Linked DNA regions of Mus musculus: all the other regions are linked to region 3. Evidence: chromatin contacts called from ENCODE Hi-C data. All regions are on one chromosome and are shown on one strand. Each heading gives the region's core, a stretch centred on a gene start or an enhancer-like site at or near the end of the contact. The rest is flanking DNA. Distances are from core to core; before and after follow the strand shown.

What was found. Hi-C counts contacts between places; a loop is a spot of excess contacts on that map.
Region 1: a map of T-helper 1 cell shows a loop between it and region 3 (10-fold over the local background). The contact joins two enhancer-like sites. A Hi-C loop is called at or near these places in 2 of 37 maps with a recorded cell type or tissue (T-helper 1 cell and T-helper 17 cell).
Region 2: a loop to region 3 is called in a map of T-helper 17 cell, with 22 times the contacts of the local background. The contact joins two enhancer-like sites. A Hi-C loop is called at or near these places in 3 of 37 maps with a recorded cell type or tissue (T-helper 1 cell, T-helper 17 cell and regulatory T cell).
Region 4: a map of T-helper 17 cell shows a loop between it and region 3 (25-fold over the local background). The contact joins the promoter of Klhl29 here to the enhancer-like site in region 3. A Hi-C loop is called at or near these places in 2 of 37 maps with a recorded cell type or tissue (T-helper 17 cell and T-helper 2 cell).
Region 5: a map of T-helper 17 cell shows a loop between it and region 3 (34-fold over the local background). The contact joins the promoter of 1700101O22Rik here to the enhancer-like site in region 3. A Hi-C loop is called at or near these places in 3 of 37 maps with a recorded cell type or tissue (T-helper 17 cell, T-helper 2 cell and regulatory T cell).
Region 6: a map of regulatory T cell shows a loop between it and region 3 (32-fold over the local background). The contact joins two enhancer-like sites. A Hi-C loop is called at or near these places in 3 of 37 maps with a recorded cell type or tissue (T-helper 17 cell, T-helper 2 cell and regulatory T cell).
Region 7: a map of T-helper 2 cell shows a loop between it and region 3 (36-fold over the local background). The contact joins two enhancer-like sites. A Hi-C loop is called at or near these places in 2 of 37 maps with a recorded cell type or tissue (T-helper 17 cell and T-helper 2 cell).

The regions. Positions count from the first base shown.
Region 1 is chr12:5,118,219-5,121,224 of GRCm38, forward strand. The region is part of intron 5 of Klhl29 (kelch-like 29); the gene reads right to left. Among named protein-coding and RNA genes, the nearest start is that of Gm51980, 160 kb to the right of the region's middle. Within about 2 kb of position 1,686, at least 2 of the 3 ENCODE cell types and tissues checked have a DNase peak (open chromatin) inside an H3K27ac peak, as active enhancers do.
Region 2 is chr12:5,338,833-5,341,998 of GRCm38, forward strand. The region is part of intron 1 of Klhl29 (kelch-like 29); the gene reads right to left. Among named protein-coding and RNA genes, the nearest start is that of Klhl29, 35 kb to the right of the region's middle. Within about 2 kb of position 1,624, at least 1 of the 3 ENCODE cell types and tissues checked has a DNase peak (open chromatin) inside an H3K27ac peak, as active enhancers do.
Region 3 is chr12:98,666,923-98,670,121 of GRCm38, forward strand. Spata7 (spermatogenesis associated 7) reads left to right here. Exons shown (of 11, transcript NM_001289572.1): 10 at 1,910-1,967; 11 at 2,180-2,897. The coding sequence ends at 2,749. Among named protein-coding and RNA genes, the nearest start is that of Spata7, 40 kb to the left of the region's middle. Within about 2 kb of position 1,720, at least 1 of the 3 ENCODE cell types and tissues checked has a DNase peak (open chromatin) inside an H3K27ac peak, as active enhancers do.
Region 4 is chr12:5,374,235-5,377,202 of GRCm38, forward strand. It overlaps Klhl29 (kelch-like 29), which reads right to left and starts at 1,448. Exons shown (of 14, transcript NM_001164493.1): 1 at 868-1,448. It overlaps 2810032G03Rik (RIKEN cDNA 2810032G03 gene), which reads left to right and starts at 1,486. Exons shown (of 2, transcript NR_015579.2): 1 at 1,486-2,294.
Region 5 is chr12:7,378,678-7,381,698 of GRCm38, forward strand. 1700101O22Rik (RIKEN cDNA 1700101O22 gene) reads right to left here and starts at 1,653. Exons shown (of 3, transcript NR_045045.1): 1 at 1,588-1,653.
Region 6 is chr12:6,638,320-6,641,617 of GRCm38, forward strand. No RefSeq gene overlaps it. Among named protein-coding and RNA genes, the nearest start is that of Gm51970, 180 kb to the left of the region's middle. Within about 2 kb of position 1,541, at least 1 of the 3 ENCODE cell types and tissues checked has a DNase peak (open chromatin) inside an H3K27ac peak, as active enhancers do.
Region 7 is chr12:7,419,997-7,423,063 of GRCm38, forward strand. No RefSeq gene overlaps it. Among named protein-coding and RNA genes, the nearest start is that of 1700101O22Rik, 41 kb to the left of the region's middle. Within about 2 kb of position 1,532, at least 1 of the 3 ENCODE cell types and tissues checked has a DNase peak (open chromatin) inside an H3K27ac peak, as active enhancers do.

The DNA of each region.
Region 1 (3,006 bases), core at 436-2,935, about 94 Mb before region 3:
TCTCAGTTCATGTTGGCTCAACAGTTTCCATGAAGAAAGCAGCCTTTACACACAGGAAATGACTTTCCAGAGGACCAGCTGGGTCCAGCTCTACCACCAGTCAGTTGCCCAGCCTCTGGGAAGGCCCATGCCTTTGTGGAAGTATCCATTGGAACTCGATTAACTCTATTAAGTGGCATTATGGATCCTCCTCTTTATTTTCTCTGGCTGGCTTAAATCCAGTTTTAAAGGGCAATTCTATTCTTGAATTATTTTAGTTTGATCCTTCACCTCTTCAGCTTTTCTGGGCTGTTGAGATTGGCTGCCTCCAGTTTCACAGCTGTTAAGTGATAAGGGACGTGGAGATAAGGTCCCTCCTCTGGAGGGGAGGGGAGGGGGGGAGGGAGGGAAGGGAGGGAAGGGAATGGGCCTGAGGTATGACTTGACCTTACCTACCTCTTGACCAAAGACAGACCACCTCCGAGGAATGCTGAGTGCCATGTGTCAACTTCTTAGCCATCCAGACCATCTTTGAGCAATGAGGCTACCTTACTTAGAATCTCAGGACCCCTGGGAAGGTAATTTGGGGGACTACTGTCAAGAGTTCAGACCAGTCCAAACCTTAGAAACCTTAAGAACAAAGAGCTGAATTTATATCTAGGGCCCACAACTTAAAATTCAAAGGTCTATGCCCCATAGAGAACAGGGCTTGACACAGCCTAGCCCTGGAGGCTGGCCTCCTGATTTAAAACCTGGGAGCATAGACAGCTGGAAGCAGTCTGGAGAATCTTTTCAGCCCCACGGTGCTATGGAGTTCCCTTCCTGCTTCCAGTTCTCTGACTGGCACCTGACAGTGTGCCGGGTATTAATTATGGTCAGAGCTTTTCAACGTGCAATAAAAAGCCTTTTAAAGCGTTCCGATGGGAGGTGATTAACTCTATTAAGTGGCATTATGGATCTTCCTATCTGTTGCTTTCATAAACATAGTTGTAGGCGGAATGTTTTATTATGGGCATAAAAATGTCCCGCATTACAATGCATAAGCACATATTGATGTTGTATTTCTTTACTGCGCTACCGCCCCAATCCCCAACCATTCTGAAAAGAAACTACATGTCTTAATAATTTATGCTCCAAGTTTTAACCAGGATTATCAATGGCAGCTTTTGAGCTTTCTCTTTTGGCAACACAATAGATCATAGTAAAAATGCACCGACAAGCGATGTGTCCGTTTGATTTTTTTCCACCTGAATCAGCAGCCCAAATTCCAGACACAGCAGTTTAGGGCAAGGCGCACGCTGAAGAATTTAAGTCTAAGCATTTAATCTGTTCTTTCCATAAATTTCTGCTGCTTGTGCTTTATAATGATTCTACCAGAGGAAGTTTATTTATATCGCAGATTCCCAGCATCAGCACATTGAGAACACAACGCAATCGCTCAGTCAATAGCTTACAGCCATGTATAATATCACTCCGGAAATCAAAAGCCCATTTGAAGAAGAGAAGACTCAGATTAAAGTCACTTTAAGACATCAATAACTTGGACTGGCTGAGGAGAAGATATAAATATCTGGCGTGCGCATATGCAAATAGGAACTCGAAGACGTGGGAACCTCCGGGTGGGACTTGCAGCACGTGAAGGCGGCGCCAGGGGCGGGGTGGGCGGTGCCTCACTGTCACCCAGGAAGGGCTAGGACACGCCTGTGCTGCAGAGTGCGCCTGCGCAATTCCTAGCTGCTGGTTTGGGCTGGGGCCCCAGGCTGCTAGAGGGCAGGGCTCTGGTGTGAAGAGCCCAATGAAGGAAAGAGGCCATCTAGAATGACACTTGCGTCATGCAACCTGGGTGTTCATCTGTATCCTGGCTTTAGAAGAGCCTGGCATAGGAGGCATGTTTTCTTCCTGTATCTCCTTTCGAGACTAGCCATTATCTTATCTCCTTCATATCTCAGGGTTAACCCTAAGGTCTGTAGGAAAAAGGAAGCTTCCAGAGAAAAGAACTTGTCTAAGCTCTCACAGCTAGTGAGCCACAGAACCAGGATCAAGCTGTACTTACAAAAAATTGAGCATTTAAACGACTGCCTTTTGCGGTTTCCTGGACACTCTCCTTAGAGGCATAGCAGGAGCAACAGCCCAGGAAAGTTTAGGGTTCATTTGAGTATACGAAGCTTGGAGTCTGTAGAGCACAGCAAAGGAAGGGGCTGTCACAGGGTGGCGGTGGGTTGGGGGGAGGTGGCTGGATCTAGGTAGTTTAGAGGCTTGGGGTAGGGCTGGCTGTTAGGACCCGCGGAATGGGGGTGGAGTCAGAGGAGAAGAGGATCTCTGGGAAGAGGCAAGGTAAGTCCTAAGGAGTCTGGAGCCAGCCAGGTCTGGTTAGGCTACCCTTGAGTTGCAGAGGGGGTGTTGGGTCTTCTGGAGGAAGGGAAGACACAGGGAGAGGCTTGTGGAATCCCAGGGACAATTGGTGAACCTATTGCCCGTGACCAGAAACAACCAAGGCCTTAGTGGCTTGCTTATCTTCTTCTCTACAGCCTCTAGGATTGCACCTTAGGAGAAGAAAGAACATTAGAACTTGGCTGTGTTCATGGTGTGGCTCAGCACTGGGCAGAGACCCGTGCAAAGGAGAATGCAAAAAGTACCTGGCCAAGCGGGAAAGGGAGGGCAGAGCGTTAGAATGAAGTTAGCGAAACGCACAGAAACGGAGGATCGCAACGATTTGAGGGTGACTTTTGCTCAGCTGCTTTAGCCTAGTGGCCCCCTCTGCTTCTGTGGGTAGCCCCGATCCCATCCCTCTGGGCATGCACAACTGCATTCAACAAGTGTTTACTGAGGACGGCTATGTGCCAACGCTGGGAATACAGCAAGGAACAAACAACTCTCACTGCAGGGTATCTGGTGACCCACAAAATGTGTCCCTTTTTTTTTCTAGGGCTGGGTAGCTCAGCTAGTTTAGGGGGGTGGGATAGTGATGCGGAGGGGGAGCGGGTGGTGTTTTCACTTAGGCATTGGCTGCATTTAGACCCTGAGATC
Region 2 (3,166 bases), core at 374-2,873, about 93 Mb before region 3:
AACAGCTTACAGCAACCAAAATGAACCAAAGTGAGAAACTAATTGGTGGCTGGGTCTGATTGCCATAAGCTGTGCACTTATGAGTGCATGCACTCGAGCTCACACACACACACACACACACACACACACACACACACACACACACACACTGATATACACATAGCTGGGCACAGAGGCCACCCAACTTCAATTTTAAGTGCAATTATGTCTATCCATTTAGCGGATTTTAATAATACTTTGGATCTGATGCACTTCCCACCTTTCTAAACAGCAAGCTCTGAGCATCTGTTCTTTAAGTGTTGGATCTATCCTTCCTTAGCTGGAGAAGAAATGGGTGGTACTGTCATTTATAACAGGAAGAGCAAGGAGAGTGATGTTGTCCTTCAGGGAGCAGATGGTAAGTCAATCAGGCCAGTGTTAGGAGAGAGGTAAGGAGATCTGGGTAGAGGAATGGAGTATGTGGGGGCGGGGCAGGGGTAGAGCCATTTGCTACATCATTGTAGATGAGAAGCAGGGTCTAGGAGTGGTTTGAGCTATGATCTGGTCTAGCATCATAGCTAGGATGCTCCAGGAAAGAGGGCAGGCTTTGAGCACTTCAGACAGCTAACTCCCACACACCCATGCTATTAAAGGGCATGCCGGAAGCTATGTCCTTGGTATCCCCAACCAATCTGAGGCCAAGCTTCTGTGGCTAACCTAGTCACTGTCAACATAGCCTGAATGGTAGCAGGGATCAAATATGGAAGAAACCAGAAGCTGTGTCTTTCCAAACAAGACACCAGACTAAGTGGGGTTAGGGTTAAGGTTAGGATTAGGGCTGGGATCTTTAGATGCCCCGAGACTATGGGAGGGACCACTATTGTACAGCAGCTTAGGAAGTTCTCAGAGAGGATGGGAAATGAAACATCTGAGCAGCTATAGGTTGGGACAGAAGCTGGCCTGTCCTGGAGGGCTTGTGGCTAGGCTGAGCTGTGGCCGCTAGCAGTCACCTCTTATGTCCCTAATGGAGGTCCACTCACCCTAGCCCAGCATAGTAGCCCCTGGCATTTCAGAGAGAACAGGAAGAGTGTGCAAGTGGGAGAGAACCTCAAAACAGCTTCTCTAGGGAGCACAGTCAGACGCACAAGCCAGCTGAGGCCAGTGGCTCCACAAGAGACTGCGATTGCAGCTCTGTTTGCCTGCGCCTTCTCCCTTACTAAGGCCCTCTAGGAAGTCCCCGCTTGGGCAGTGCTACAATAGAATTAGAGTCATCAGACAAGCCCTCCCTCTCGTCACCCCAGAACACATCATCACTCCTTGGGATTCAGTGTGGGTCCCCTCTGCACACAGACCTGGATTCCCACTGTCTCTGAAGGCAGAGCCTAACCCAGTCGAGGTTCAGCCTGACCCAGTTCTTCCCGGGTCCTCCCACCCTTAGGCACAGCCAAGCACAAGCCAAGCATCCTAAGTTGAGACATCCTGCTCTCGACACATGCCCACGTCCAGATCCATCTACAGGCCTTCAGGCCCCAGCATGCTTTGCTTACCCACGCAGCTGTGGCCTAGGGCCTATCTGAGTCTCCAGTCTCAGAGGCTGGTCTGCAAGGCCCTGAAAGGCAAGTCAGTAGAGACCATTCATAAGCTGCCTTTGCTGAATGACTGGAGTTTTTCATTTTTCTAAGAAGCTGGAACATAAATGGCTGGTTGGCATTTTACAGACAGAGGCGTGGGTGAGTGACTGGATCCCTCACAGGCCTGGCACAGTACAAACAGAAAATTAGAGGCTCCTGATGGGGCAAGGCATCATTAGAGGAAGGTAGGAACCAGGCCTTCCCTGCCTGTCTGCCTGCCTGCTTATACATTTACACAGGCACACTCATATATACACACAGACACTCATGAAACACACAGACATACTCACATACATGAACAGATATAGATATACTCATTCACATAGCAAGAAACACACATACTGATACACACACACACACACACATTCCTACACAGATACTCATACATATGAATATACATGTATACAGGTACAGAGATATACTTGTTCACATACAGAGGCACACATGACACATGCATATATTTATAAATACACAGAGAGACACAGTAATGGTCATACAGACACACAAATATACTCAGAGACACAGTCATACATAAACACCCATGCAACTTGGTTTATATACTGTGCTGGTTGGTCTTATGTCAACTTGCTATGAGCTAGAATTATCTAAAAGGAGGGAGCATCAATTGAGAAAATGTCTCCATAAGGTCCAGCATTAGGGAATTTTCTGTTTGATGAGGGAGGGCCCAGCTCATTGTGAGTGGTACCATTCCTGGGCTTGGTGATCCTGAGTTCTATAAGAAAACAAGCAGAGCAAGTCATCAGAGCAAGCCAGTAAGCAGCACCCCTCCATGGCCTCTTCATCAGCTCCTGCCTCCAGGTTCCTGCTCTGCTTGAATTCCTGTCCTGACTTCCTTCAGTGATGGACTACAATGGGGAAGTGTAAGCCAAATAAACCCTTTCCTCCCCAAGTTGGTCTTTGTCATAGTGTTTCCTCACAGCAATAGAAACTTTAATTACGGCATGTGCACATACACACGCAGGCATGCAGGCATGCATAGACAGTACCATCTAATAACATTTTATTTCCAACACTTGGGACAAGCAGAACACACTTTGGATCAGAAATATCTTCTTTCTTCTAGGAGTTAGGGAGCAGGAAGAGGATGAGAGAATCAGGATTGCCTAGAACTTGACCCCCACTTACCTTCTAGCAGTGGGTAAACTACAGACACCTAAGATCAAGGTAGATCCAGGTATCCAGGAGATATAAGATGGCCTAGAGCATCCTTGATTTCACTAAACAGATCCTAGGACTGAATGGTCCAAAGGACTTGACACAAGATGGAAAGACCACGGCACAGAGTCTTGAGGAGGACATCTAGCCTGCACCTGGCCCACCGTCTATGGCTTCGGTCAAAGGTAACAGCCAAACTGGACAGGTCATTGTGGGCCCAGAATCCATTCCTGCTCTGGTCCATTAAGCAGGTAAGGCTAAAGTAACGGGATGATCAAAGAATGCATGCTATTTACACATGCGACTCATCATGCCTGCCATAACTAGAGGCCACACTGAGGAAGAGGGGACAGCAGTGCATTGCTGCCATGAGGGGTAGA
Region 3 (3,199 bases), core at 470-2,969:
AATTTCATAAGGTCCCATTTGTCAATTCTTGATCTTACAATACAAGCCATTGCTGTTCTGTTCAGGAATTTTTCCCCAGTGCCCATATCTTCGAGGCTTTTCCTCACTTTCTCCTCTATAAATTTTGGTGTCTCTGGTTTTATGTGGAGGTCTTTGATCCACTTAGACTTGAGCTTTGTACAAGGATATAAGAATGGATCAATTCACATTCTTCTACATAATAACTGCCAGTTGTGCCAGCACCATTTATTGAAAATGCTGTCTTTTTCCACTGGATGGTTTTAGCTCCCTTGTCAAAGATCAAGTGACCACAGGTGTGTGGATTCATTTCTGGGTCTTCAGTTCTATTCCATTGATCTACCTGTCTGTCGCTGTACCAGTACCATGCAGTTTTTAATCACAGTTGCTCTATAGCACAGCTTGAGGTCAGGCATGGTGATTCCACCAGAGGTTCTTTTATTGTTGAGACAAAACTAGTAACTTTTAAGAACTGCATAAGGAGTTTTTAAGTTTCAAGGTGAAACAGTTTAGAGAGCCACTTCCCAGCAGCACCAATAGGTGGAACCCTACTGGACTACACATTTTACAGGGTTAAAATGGTAACTTTTATGTTTTTTAATACAACCCCAAAATTTGCATATCATTTACATGTTTCCTTAAATGTTTATATTTCCTCTTTAAGATTTAGCACTGGTTCATAAGACCAAACATAAAACCAGACTGAGAAAGAAACTAAATGGTGCAAGATGGAGTTCTTCACACTGAAAGGTGTTCAACCTTTCAGTTGATCTCATCTAGTTGATGAGAAAATGCGTGTGTTTGTGTGTTTGTGTGTGTGTGTGTGTGTGTGTGTGTGTATTTATACCAAAATAATGTGTGTATGTGTGTGTGTATTTATACCAAAATAATATGTATTATTTAATCCCAGCTTGAGGAAATATATAAGCATATAACAATGTCCGGGTGTGCAATTCCAGAATGTTAGCAGTAGCTGTAGAGTAGGATACAAGTTTCTGGATCTCTAAACATGATAGGACAACCCAGGCCTCCTGGGTTACTGCATGTGTTAACGAGTATGAATGATGGTGGCCAAGGAAATTAGTTGTTTCCAGGAGACTTGTGAATAGTAAGAGTGGTACTGGGCCTGCTGTAGAAAGAATGTATTCCCTGAAGCTGGTCACTTCTCTGAAGGGATCGTGACCTTTGCTTCTCAGGTAAATTTTCTGAAGGGGCTGTAACCTCAGGGGAGAGGAAACTCATCCTAGAGATGTAATCTCTCACCTTTACCATGGCTCTCACTGGTCTTCATACCCTGGCTTTAGCAGGAAGAGAGGGCCAGGCATGGTAGCACACGCCTTTAATCCCAGCAAGGAGGCAGATCTCTGAATGCCAGGGCTGCATAAGAGACCGTGGCTGGGGTGAGTGGAGGCAGACTATTGTATATGTTTAGCATAAAGCCCTGGCATCCACTTGGAGGCTGTTTTGTAGGCTTGGCGTCCATGGAGAGTATTCTTTAGGAGCAAGGTTAACAGCTCTGTGAGAGCATTTTCTGTAGGGTTGGTGAAGGGCGCAGGGAGCTTTTAGTGTCTGTGTGTCTAATGGGGAGAGAGATTTGCAGGCAGTTCTATCCTTCACCTAAAACAGTCACAGAAACATAAGTAGTACGTAATCCTTCTGATAGACTGGCGTCTGTTATCTAACGTAAAAACAAATGCGTAACAGAAGCCAGGCTGCCTGCCAGGTTAGAGCACGTGACAGAGCAGGAAGGATTTGTTTCTAGCTTCACAGGGAAAACCATTCATCTGAAAACTACTTTGCAGCCTTTGTCGGTTTTTATGTTATGTAACTATTTTACATTTAGTAGGTTATCTGAGTTTAAGATACTAATATTTTTCTTTATCATTTGTAGGTTTCTAGAGCGACTGTTTGAGCGACATATAAAGAAAAATAAACATCATTTGGAGGAGGTTGGTCTTTCTTTGGAATTTAATGTTTTTCTATTCTCTAAAAGAATATGTTTTATTTAAAATAGGCACTTTCTGCCTTGTGCTTTTTATGAGGGGAAAGGGGCAGGACTGGGAGAGTGTGATCATGAGACTAGCAGCGCTGCAGATAGAGTTCAGTTTTAATAGTGTAGCGAATGTAACGACCCTCAGAATTGCTTTCCCCCCAATTCTAGGGAAAGATGCGCTACCTGCTGCATGGGCTGAAGGTTGACTTAGGCTGCATATCTGAGGAAGACCCAGCAAAGCAAAAACATTTCAGAATGTTGAATCAACTTCATTTTCAAAAGGCTCTGATTTCAAGAGAAAATGAGTTTGTAAGTGATGAAGAAACAGTGAGTCACCACGAGCGCCAGCAGTACCAGGAGGCCCTGGACATGCTGTCGGCTGTGCCGAAGGACGAAAACAAGATGTTCTCTTTACCGGGCGAATTTTTAATACCCGCCCATAAAGTCAAGCATTCAGAGGGTGTTATAATTCAACAGGTCAATGACGAAACAGATAATGAAGCCTCACCCTGGAATGAAAACAATCCAAGTGTTTCTGATAGTGTAATAGACCAGGAAACCTCTGTGGATGTCATTGAAGGTGACAGTGACTTTGAAAGGGCTGAGACTTCCAGGGAACTCTGTTGTCTGAGCACATCACTGTCCCCATCTGGTCCATTCCCCAGCATCAATGGTGGCAGTAATCATGGTAAGGAATTATCGACTCTACGAATCATGGGAATGAGCATTGAAGACTGACCTCTGGATCTACATTAATAAACACTCCATGTGGCCAGTAACTCAATATTACTTTTCTTCTTTTTTTTTGTCCCCTTTTACATATTAAGATTTCTGTAATTTCAATGCTATGTAATAAATTACCACAATTTTAGTGTCTTGAAACACCACATATTTATTATTGCTCTCATATTGCTATGGTTCAAGAATTGAAACACAGAGTGATGGGGTCAAAAGCTACAGTCCAGGTGGTATTCAGGGCTGTGATGGCATCAGGAGGCTCGACTGGGGGAGAAACTGCTTCCATGCTACAGTTGCCAGCAGAATTCCTTTTCTTGCACCATAGATCTGCGAGTTTCATCTGGTCTTGGCTGGCTGGCGGACAGATGGCTACTTGCCATCTCCTGCCATGTGCATGCTCCCTAAGCAGGTCACAGCTTGGCAAAGGAGAACCACAGAGACTGCTAGCAA
Region 4 (2,968 bases), core at 198-2,697, about 93 Mb before region 3:
CACGAAGACCCGGACGTGAGCCCGCGGTCAGCCCGCATGGCCCGTGGCAGTCTGGGCGCGCGGCCACACTCCCACCTACGTGTCTCCGGTCTACTATCCCACACATAAACAACCCCTCTCCACTCGCCACCACCTCCCCGCCCTTCGCATCCCTGAAGCTGTCCTCCCACCTCCAACCCCCGCTGGAAACCACAAGGTGTCAAGGGAATGTAGGGGAGGTCACAACACGGTCTGTGTGGGTTCCATTCAGATGATATTCAAGCTCTTCCACCTCGAAAGTTACTTGGGATCCAGTGAAGAAACCCGGTCCCCAAATGCTGGGTCTAAGAACGCGAGTGGCAGAACCCGTCATCTAGCTTCCCTTGGCACACAGGCGCGCATCTCCCCAACCCGCAGGGCACACGGCCGCCCTGGGGACCAGCTTTCCAGTGCTTTCTGGGTCCCCCGGCACTGCTGGGGCCCTGGGCCGCGCAGGGGGAGGTGGCCAGGAGAGGGGCGCACACGGCTTGGCCCGGCCCAGCGCTACCCGACTCTGGTGTCGTATTTGCTTCTAGCACCTTCGACCACTGCGATAGTTCCCCTAGGCATTCCCTGCATAACACACCCGGGGGCAGGAAGTTTTTTTCCCCCTTTTTTCCATCCCCGGAGCAGCGCAGGCGCAAGGGCTTCTGCAGGCTTGCGAGCTCAGACGCGGGAGGCTCCAGCTCCAGCCGCCGCCACTGCCAGAGCCGAGCCCAGCGTTCCAGGCTCTGGGCCACACTCCCAAGTCCTGCCTGGCCCAGAAGCTACCAGGACCCTGGGAACCCTTACTCCCTCCCCTCTGCCCCGTTAGGCATCCCAAGAGCCCCAACCTGATCCGGCTCTTACCTGCGGCCGCGCCGCTCCAGCCCCGGCCCGACGCGCAGAGAGCCCAGGGTCGCGGATGGGTGCAGGAGGGTTGATGGATAGGGGACGGCGCCGGCGGGTAGCGGTAGCTGGGGCCGCTCGAGTCCTGGCCCGGAGAAACGGATCCAGGTCCACCTCCTCTCGTTCCTGCTCTCCGCCTTCTCCCCTTTTCCCTCCTCCTCCTCCTCCGCCGCCGCCTCCCGGCAGCCCAGGGAGGATGCCCGGGAGAGGGAAGTCAGTCTTTCTGCCTGTCAGCCTGCGCGGCTATGCGCGGTGCGGCGCGGCTCTCATCGAGGCGGCGGCAGCGGCGGCGGCTCCGGCAGCATCGCCCCCGCCCTCTCCCCGCAGCCGCGGCGGCCGCGGGGCTGGGGCTGGCTCCGGGCGCCGGGCTCCGGGCTCGGGCTCCGGGAGGGGGCTGAGCTTAGGCTCGCCAATGACCTGGGCTGCGGACGTGCGCTGGGTAGCCGGAGCCGGGGTTAGAGCTGCTGCTAGATCGGCGGTGGCAGGGACAGCGGCGACGGCGGCGGCGGCGCGGGGATTGGCGCGGCCGCGGCGCGGGGACCATGCTCCCTTCTGGCTCGCTCCTCTCCGGGTACCGTCTGCTTTAGCTGCGAGGGAGGCGGGCTTCGGCGCGCAGCCAGGGACGGGCGGAGCCAATCACAGACGCCCGAGTAGGCGGGGGCGGAGGGTGGGGGAGGCGGGGCGCCCCCGGCCCGGCTCAGCGCTTGGCTCCCGGGGCCCCAGGGATCCCCTGCAGCCGCGCGCCGGGCCCCAGGCTCAATGCCAGCGGGTGTGTCCGTGGTTGGTCCGCCACCCCCGCCCCCTGCAAAGATACCCGGCTCGCCCGGCTCCGTGGCCGCGCCGGTAGACTCACGACGCATGGCCGGGCTGCTGGGCCATGGCCTCCGGGTTCCGAGAGAGCCCGGGCTTCAAGGAAACGGACTGAAGGGAGCTTCCCTGCTGCTCTCAACACCTGAGGAAACTGGTGGAAAAGTTTGAGAAAGAAAAGTCCAATCGTCTTTCAGCTTCCGCCCTCCCTATGACACTCCAGCCTGGAGAAGGAGTAGGGAACGTCCATATCTCTGAAAGACCACCGCGAGCCATGCCAGTCCTGTCTTCTTGCATCTGCCCTGACTTCTGAGCATATGCGAACTTTCCTGTTTTCACAGACCTCCCTGGGTTGCTCAGATCACACAGGCCTGCTTTGACACTCCAGCTGCAGCCAACCCTCCCAAGATCCACACTGACCGAGTCTTCCTCTCTTCATGCTGTCTACGCAGACCCTAACTGGAACACTAAGAGGAAACTTTGGCTGGAGACCTGTGGCTACCGGTGTGGGTGTGAGCTTTTTCATCTCTCCAGCACACTTCTTTTCTGTGCCTGTCTTCCTTGGGTTGCTAACTCTGCAGGTCAGTTTTCTTATTCCCAGACCCACAGAACCCCTCACCTGTTTTGAGATTCAGAGGGAAAGCCTGTGGCTCAGTTCCCCTCCATCTTTCAGGCAAGTCTGAAGGTTAAAGTCTGAAGTTTATAGTCGGTGGGTTCCTTCTTCATTTCTCTTCACCCATACCTCCCCCACCCCATCCACACAAATACTGAGGCCTATTTCAAACTGGGGGCGGGGGTGGGTGGGTAATAGGGGAGGGACATAGCTGTTTTTTAAGGCTGATCTGGGCTGGCTGTCCTGGGAAGGCTTTACTAGGCTCCACTCATGTCTTTGCCAGGGAGGAGGGAGAACTTTTTTCTCTCAGGGGCCTCCTGTGATTGTCAGACCCACAGCTCTGCTGTTTTGGCTGTAAACTCAGTGCAGGGGTTGTGTATCCTTTAATATCTTGTAGGAAGCACAGTACAGTGTCATGGCTGATAAATAATAAATAATAATAATCTGCTGAGGGTAGCAGGAGAACTGTCAGTGAAGAGGGAAGAAGACAGCGGGGAGATGGGCCGTTGGTGTTAGAGTAACTGCATTTGGGGGGGGGGGAGAATCAGATGAAGTTTTAGTGTTCAAAAGCTTGAAAGGTGGGTTAGGGACGCACAGTGTTTGCATCCCAAAGGAATCTACCCCCAAGACAGGACAGCCAGG
Region 5 (3,021 bases), core at 403-2,902, about 91 Mb before region 3:
GTTTCTTAAGACCATCTGGCTTATCAGATATTTATGTTATGATTCATAACAGTAGCAAAATTATACTTATACAGTGGAAATGAAAATAGTTTCATGGTGATGGGGGAATCATACACTGCGAGGAACCATATTAAAGGGTCACAGCGTTAGGAAAGCTGGGACAGACACACACATGCATGGTTGTCCTTTTCTCAAACACCTCCTTTTGAATCCTAAGATCCTTTACTGCTCACAGTTGCCTTTCTCCATTATCTCTGGTTTTGGTTAATTAATCCTAGATAGAGAGGACTGGAAACTTTCTAGACAAGATGGTTCTTTCTTTAGATGCCACACCCACCTCAGTTATGTCCCCTTTCCTCCTAACAAGCTACACTAGTTCCATTTCTGTTGCTCTAATAAAACACACTGACCAGAGTGACTTTGAGTAAGAAGGGTCTTCTTTTACAGTTCTAGGTCACAGGCCACCATTGCAGTGAAGTCACAGGACAAGATTATAAGACAGTTGGTTGTACCACACCCATAGGAATGGTAGAGAGAGATGAATGCACCATGCTGGCTGCCAGCTTGTGCTCACTTAGCTCTACTCACTCAGGTCAGGGCCCAGCCCATGAAATTGTGATGCCCTCACCTCATTCAAAGAGCTTCTCCCTATCCTTATTCACCATCAAGACAACCCCTACTGACATGGCTGTGGGCCAACCTGATCTAAAAATGTCTTCAACTGAGGCTGTCTTCTCAGTTGATTGTAAGTTATGGCAAGCAAATAGTTAAAAATACTAGCCAGCATACAGAGTTACAAGCGACTCAAGGGCATAGACTTGATTTTGTCATTTCTTTCTTAGATCCCTAACTTAGAGGCACTGGCAGCAAATATTCAAGAATATTACTGAGCCAGGAACAATGGCATGTTCTTGTAGCACCAGATGAGAAAGATGAGGCAGGAAGACCACGTAAGCTCAGATGTCTGAGAAGAGCCTGTAGAATAGCCCTTAACTGCAACTTTAAGAAGACATAGTTATTGAATATATAAGCCAATTAATGGCATAATAAATCATTAATTTGTGCTACCAGATTCTACTTCCAAACTTAGACCCATATAGCTTTGTGTAGAGTTCTTATAAGTTCTACTCCTCATTATGGAATAGAATGTTAACTCCCCCATAATGTCTAGTATGTTCTATTAGAGAACCCATACTTCAACATAAAATCTGTCTCTTCAGTATTCCATCAGGACTTATAGCAAGACCAAAAGTTCATAGATCATCTTAGTCACCAGAGTAATTAGATACCTCTTCCTTCAATGAGAAAACCAAGACCCAGGTATGGGTGGAGCAGAACCAAACTTTTTCTGAATTACATCTTCTAGAATACGCATTTCCAATGCTACCTATTGTGACTTGCCAGGCCGTTTCCTCGGTAAATTGAGACTAGTATCTCAAGGTGGACACAAAAAATGACCATCAGATAAAGGGACAAGTGGGGTCACTAGGGAGATCTGTGCTCCAGCAGACATTCTGCTAAAAGACCTTCATTCTCTGTTCTGTTCTTTATATCCATACACATTCACAAGCATTCTTGAACTCATACCACTGCTACGGCCATCTGTCCACTTCTTTCCTGAGTATTGTTGCTCTGCCTATGTCTCTTCCCTCTGACGCCTTGCTGCCCTCTCACTCACTCAGCCCATTAGCTAAAAGACAGCACTATCTGCTAACAATGACTGACATCACTATCAGATGATGATCCACATGGAAACCACATAAAAAGAAACATTAGGCAGAAGACATGTATCCTATTTTAAGTCCAGACTCCGGTTCCCTATGCTTTCTCTATCTTGTTTCCTTTAACCCATCCCTTAGTCTACAATGACTAAGCAAACATTGATTTGTACTATGGGAGAACACTGGAGAAGAACATGGGCTGAATGGTGTAAAGAAAGCTTTAATCCTGCAGGGCAATGGTCATTGCTTGTTTTTCACAGTTAAGCACCATTCCTAAAAAAATTAACATGGTAGGTCTGCCCACCACAGGCAATTCCCAGGGCAGCTAGAGAAAGCCTCAATGTCCCCAGAATTAGGAATCATAAGAGATTTTTCTTCATCCTACCTGGATTCTCAAAGCATTCACCAGAATCCTATGGATGGTACCTAGGAATAGTGTTAAGATATGATTTTTCTCTCCTTTAAGGAGATCTTTGAAATCCTGCAAAATCTTTTCTAATATCCTTCTCAAAAATTGCTATAAATACTTCACCCACAGGACCAATAAAGTACTGAAAAAAGAAGGAATAAAGGAAATTTAAAAAATGAAGTAAGGAAGAGAGGAAGAAAGGGATTCTGACTCTGTGATAGCAGCTCTGCTGAGTGGATATGGGTATCACTAACATGAATGGAACTAACTAGTATCACTAACTAGAATGGAACATGAATTTCACAAGGATGTGATAAAGCACTGGGTCTGGCCCATATGTGAGGAAGCAAAAGAAAAAGTAGAGAAAACCTTCTTTGTGGGTCAGGGTACAGGCTAAAATTAGAACACTGGCCTTAGATCTGGGGTTGATGGTAGCAAATATATCAGCGTGCTTGAATTTTACAGCAGCTATTGAAAGCAAGGAGAGTTATAGCAATGACAGCTAGGGGCTCTCTTAAAATCTGTGTGATATTCCCCATCTTTCCACTATGATGTACTTTCTAGCTGCTCCCTTCATGTCTTGAGCTTACACATGGCTGTTTTAAGAGTGTTTGGTCAAAGATGTCCTCCATGTCTCCCCAGGCTAACAAAAGGGGAAAGAGAAAGGCAGGGGGGCTTCATGGGGCTAAACCTATGATTGTGAGAATATCCACAGATTTAGATGTTATCTTACTTGGGCACTGACGTTTACAGTTCGCCTCTTAGAAATTAGGTTGTTTCTTTCTTATATGTCTCTCAAAAGCCTGCTCATCGGTGACATCACTCACAGAGTCATAATCCCTGCATTATTAATCACTTTGGAGAAATGACCAGGTATCTGGGATGGTCAAG
Region 6 (3,298 bases), core at 291-2,790, about 92 Mb before region 3:
TACCACATTTTAACTACTAAACCAAAGCAAGGTTATTTCTTAAGCCCCCTAGAGGTAATTTTCAAAAAGTAGCCTTTTTTCCTCCTCCTAAGATACTTCAAGCATCTAAGCTACTACTTTTTCACAGAAATAGGTCAAGACAGCCTAATGTGCTTGCACATTTATTTAAATGCAGTTGTGAAATCCAAATGAGATCCTAAGCAAGATCGCTGGCCAGTTCATTACTTGCTACTGTCTTTTGGAATGCATCACTTTTTTTTTTTTTTTTTTTTTTTTTGGTTGTTGTTGTTTTCTGTTTGGTTTATGGGATGGTAGCTTGCAGTTGGCAAAGCAAATGAGAGGAACACCCAAAGTTAAACGTGAGAATAAAATACAAGAAAAACATAGTAATGACTAATAAGATGTAAATGCCAAGAAATTTTCCTGTCTTTTAAATTAGACATCTGTGCCCTATTTTTACATGCTCATCACCATAAGCGCGTTAACATGTTTTCCCCAATCTGTCAGCACAGACATATTCTGGAGGCCTTGAAGCTTTAACACCTTCGCTGCTACAGAAATGCCCTGGCAGCCACTTTTAGGGAACATCTGCTGAATGCAAGAGATGTGTGAGGCAGGCACAGCCATGAGTGCTTTGTCAGAGCCCCTGGCAAGGTGCCTCTTCTCTGATATAAAGAAGGGGTATGTTTCTGGGTCGAGTCTGCAAGAAGATCAGCTTTGGGAAACACCACATCTCCCCAATAGTCCTACTTGTCATATGGATTTGCCAGTTCAGAACTTGGCCTGCCTGCTGTCTGCACAAGAGGAGAACAGATGAAGGGCTGTCTCGAAAATGAGCTGCCTCAAACCCACACATGTTTGCACAGCTTGCAAAGTGACAAGAGCGTGGGCTGGTCCTTTCTACAGAGAAACAGTTGGGATGAGGGGCTTCACATGTGACCACGGGAGATGCTGACATTCAGGGTCCCAGGAAGCTTTCCATGAAATATCAGAAGTGAGAGGCAGCTTTGCTCGTGAAGGGAAGCCACATTCAATATGTCTTGTGCTTCTTACATGGCTATGCATAGCACTTCCTTAGCAAGCTCATCTGCTCTGATCTTAGAGTCCATTCCTCTTTCCACTCTGGAAAGGATTTGTCTTTTAATAGTGAGAGATGGGCTTAGAAGCCAAATCCCTTGGGGGGGGGGCAAAGAAATGATGACCAGACATAGAAATAGAACATCTGATAAATTGTTCTGGAAAGCAGCATATGCAGAGACTGGCCTACAGGCTGTGAGAGAGACATGTTCGAGAGGGGAGGCAGACTCTGCAGGGTGGACTAAGCTAAGGGCACTGAGGTCCAGTATTCCTGGTTGCATTGTGCAGAGTGGAACCCAAATACATGTACTATATAAAATGTGTCTGCACATTATTATACATTTGACATCATCTCTATTAATTGCTTTATCTCCCAAACATTTCTGTACATTGTTTTCACTTACAGATGAAGGATCTGAGGTTGTGAATGAAGCAGCTTAAGAGAGATGCACACTCTGTATTTGAATCTAAATGGAATTTGGACTCAAGCAGACCCAGGTCTCACATCACAGCCATTTGTCCCATAATCCTGAGCATGTGACTTGAGCTCTGTCTACCCAGTTTCTGCACATAGGCTATAAAAGGTAATGAAAAGTATGCATTCATTTTCACATCCCCTTGAAAAATAAAAAGGTTAAAGAACTTAACCGAGTTTATACAACTGTTAAGAGGCCAGCCCAGGAATATATAACACAATTCTCAACCCACAGCATCTGCTGATTGCTCCCCAAGATGAAACAATGACAAAAGAGCTACCTCCACAGGTCTCCCAGGCTCAAGTCCTTTATTTGCTTTTATACTAACATCTTCACAAAACAAGACTGGACCAATAGCCACAAGGAGATTTTTACAACCAAATCCTGGCCAAGGACAACATCAACATAGATCAAGAAAATGGGAGATCCCAATGAGGCCTGGAAATAAAACAGCATAATTTATGGGAATGAAACAGCCATTTCTATAGACATTAGGCTTACAATGTGATCTGTACTTGTCCCAAGATATGACTAACATGACAGTCCAAGATGCCTTCCCCAAAGCACTTGGTCAACCCAACCTACTTTCTTCTCAGTTCTGGAAGCCCTTGCATATGAGTATTCATTCATTTAAAGAAAAACAAGTATTTTTTTAATTAGGTATTTTCTTCATTTACATTTCTAATGCTACCCCCAAAAGTCCCCCATACCCTTACCCTAACTCACCTACACACCCACTCCCATTTCTTGGCCCTGGTGTTCTCCTGTACTGAGGCATATAAAGTTGCAAGACCAATGGGCCTCTCTTTCCAATGATGGCCTACTAGGCCATCTTTTGCAGCTAGAGATACAAGCTCTTGGGGGGGGGGGGGGTACTGGTTAGTTCATATTGTTGTTCCACCTATAGGGTTGCAGATCCCTTTAGCTCCTTGGGTACTTTCTCTCGCTCCTCCATTGGGGGCCCTGTGATCCATACAATAGCTGACTGTGAACATCCACTTCTGTGTTTGCTAGGCCCCAGCATAGCCTCACAAGAGACAGCTCTATCTGGTCCTTTCAGCAAAATCTTGCTAGTGTATGCAATGGTGTTAGCGTTTGGAGGTTGATTATGGGATGGATCCCCGGGTATGGCAATCGCTAGATGGTCCATCCTTTCGTCTCAGCTCCAAACTTTGTCTCTGTAACTACTTCCATGGGTATTTTGTTCCCAATTCTAAGAAGGAGCAAAGTATCTACACTTTGGTCTTCATTCTTTGAGTTTCATGTATTTTGCAAATTGTATCTTTTATCTTGTGTATGCTAAGTTTCTGAGCTAATATCCACTTATCAGTGAGTATATATCATGTGAGTTCTTTTGTGATTGGGTTACCTCACTCAGGATGATGCCCCCCAGGGCCATCCACATGCCTAGGAATTTCATAAATTCATTCTTTTTAATAGCTGAGTAGTACTACATTGTGTAAATGCATCACATTTGCTGTATCCAATTCCTCTATTGAGGGACATCTGGGTTCTTTCCAGCTTTTGGCTATTATAAATAAGGCTGCTATGAACATAATGGAACATGTGTACATCTTACCAGTTGGAACATCTTCTGGGTATATGCCCAGGAGAGATATTGCTGGATCTTCCGGTAGTACTATGCCCAATTTTTAAGGAAACACAAGACTGATTTCCAGAGCGGTTGTACAAGCTTGCAATCCCACCAACAATGGAGGAGTGTTCCTCTTTCTCCACATCCTCAA
Region 7 (3,067 bases), core at 282-2,781, about 91 Mb before region 3:
CTAACCTTCTGAAATGGTCATCCCTAATAAACATTGTTCTTTTATAAATTGCCTTTTTCGTAGTGTTTCATCACAACAACAAAAGCAACAAAAAGGAAACTGAGACACACATTTTAAAAAGTTGAATTGTCTGTAATGGCATTAAAGAAGTATAATGGGAAAAAGACATGACTGTGTGAATGGGGATATCTCTCCTCTGCTTCAGTTTCTGGAGAGAGAGAGAGAGAGAGAGAGAAAGAGAGAGAGAGAGACAGAGGGAGGAAGGGGGAGGGAGGGATGAGGGAGGAAGGGGGAAAGGGAGGGAGGGGGAGAGGGAGGGAGGGGGAGCGAGAGGGAGGGAGGGAGGGAGGGGGAGAGGGAGGGAGGGGGAGAGGGAGGGAGGAAGGGAGGGGGAGAGGGAGGGAGGAAGGGAGGGAGGGAGGGAGGGAGGGAGAGAGAGATGCAGAAATGATTTGAGTGCCCTGTGGGAGAATGAGCTCTCCGTGGTGCTGAATGCAATCCTGCTGAAGGAACATCAACCATAGACATTGAAAATTATATGAAAACTGAAAACTTAGAGATGATTTATTCTAATATTCAAAACTACTCTGGTCTCTCAGTGACTCAAGAGATACAAAACATCTTAGATTTCTGATATAGTGATAAGTTAGCTGCTTAAATCTATTTAGTGTCCTACAATTTGGGTTTTGGCTGGGATGGGAGTAAGGCATTTTATCTGTATTCACTGATAATACATAAAACTATTGTTAAGCTCTCCAGCCCAGTTACACCAATAATACTTTGAAATACATCAAACATCATCAACATCTTAACACACCATCATTAATAGACAGCTTGAATTGCTTGGTCTCTACTCTTTTTTATTACAAAGACTATATTACAAATAATAAAAAATAGTTTCTATTCTATACCATATTTCAGTTGTGAGTCCACTCTTTAATGGCCGAGCCATCTCTCCAGCCCTCCATGCTAGTTACTTTATTAATATCTTTCCTATCTCCTTTCTCTCCCTTCTCAAATTTCACATTTTTTCTATAGTCTACTGAATCACTTCTATCTAATCACCATAAATAAGAAATAACAAGTTAGTTATCTAAGGACTTTCCCCTTAGATGTTTGAGCCTTACATATATTTTTTAAATGAGCAGTATCTAGGCAGCAGTCTTATATTAATATAAGTAAAGTGTGTGTCATATCTGCAAGTTTAGATTTTATGGTGGTCACATTGAAAGACATACAAATCCAGATAAAATTAAATTTTAATACTTTATCTTCTTGAATATCAACATATAATCAGTATGTCAGTAATATTACATTTTTTAACTTGTCCATGATAGATTTTTGAAATATGTAAATTTTCTGAATGGTTCATGTGGAAAATGCCTACTTTATTGGGAAATTCAGTTATGAAGTGTGGAGTAAGAACAGAGCTGAGTCTTTTCTTGATGCAGAACAGCTCATTATTGAGAAACACCACCTCTATAGAACAGAGCAGTTTCTCTGGTTGGCTTTAACTGTCAACTTAACACAGGTTATAGTTTTCTGAGAGGAAAACCTCAATTGAGAAATTGCCTTGATGAGACTGGCCTATGAAAATACCTGTGTGGGATGGTCTCAATTGTTGATTGATGGGAATGGACACACACAAATTTGTGGCTCTATAAGGAAGCTAGCTAAATATGATCTAGAGAGTGACCAGATAACAGGCTTCTTTCATGGTTTCTACTTCAGATTTGCTGCTCTCATTTCCCTTAATCATGAACTGTGTCCTGAAAGTGTAAGCCAAGTAAGCTCTTTCTTCCCCAAGTTGCATTTTGGTCAAAATGTTTTATCTCAGCAAGGAAAAGTAATTAGAACAGTAATGCAAAATTTCCCATGACACAAGTGGTTCTGTCCTACCTTATCCTCCAACAAAAAGTTCATCTTTAACTCAAACTCCTTCAACACTTCACAGTTGGAAAAGTTCTTCACAAACACAGGTTCTGAATATGCAGCCTAAAATAAGCTACTTCAAAAGTCAGGGACTTCATATATACTCCAAAGAAACAAGAATAAATCAGCAGGGTGAGTCACAGAGAACAGGGCTAAATTCTCTGTATCCCATTTCGTTTTTGGATTTAACTAGAAGTTATCATGTTGGTGCCTGAGTTCAATCTTATAATTTAGCAAGCAGAGGCAGGTAGATCTCTGTGAATTTGAAGCTGGCCTGAACTACAGCCAGGACAACCAAAGTATATAGTGAGCTAAAAACAACAACAACAACAACAACAAGTTGTCTAACTTTAAGATGTTCCCTGAATCCTGTTCACTACCTTAGAATAGCAACTCAGCTGATGTCTCTCCCACTCAGACCTGCTGTAAGTGCTTTTCCACCAACGCCACTTTTGATATAACTGACAAAATGTAAAGGAGAACTCAGATGGCCTAGATGCTTTAGAATCTCAGGCAGGAAGAAATATGAGGGACATCTCTCTTCAGTCATTATTCTGTTTGTATAAGTCAACAAACCTTATAAGGAAAGACTTTACAGGTATTTTCTAAGCTGCCAAAGACAGTGATAATTTTTATGCACATGCACCTGCATCTGAATATATTTGTCTAAATATATGCTTGCACTTTTATATGCCCTTCTCTATGGTGCTCAGACATGAGTTGAAGCTGTTCATCTTGTACATATTTCACTGGCATTGTAACCATGACATTTTTCTGATTGATGTAATATAATAAAAAGAAGCACAAATATATTTTGACACACAAGTATATGTGTGTATTTGTATATATGTGTGTGTATACATATGTGTGCATATATATATACATGTGTGTGTATACATTTATATACATGTGTGTATGTATACATATGTGTGTATATATGTGGGCATTACATATGTATGCATGTGTATATATGTTTTATATATATATGTATTTGTATATGTTTAGAATATATATAAATATATAGTGATAATTCAGTTTCTAGCATTATTACAAAAATACCAATATAATGTAAATGGCTTTCTGTATAATTTAAACCAATTGGGTTTGTTCTGCTACATGGCACTATGCCATATAA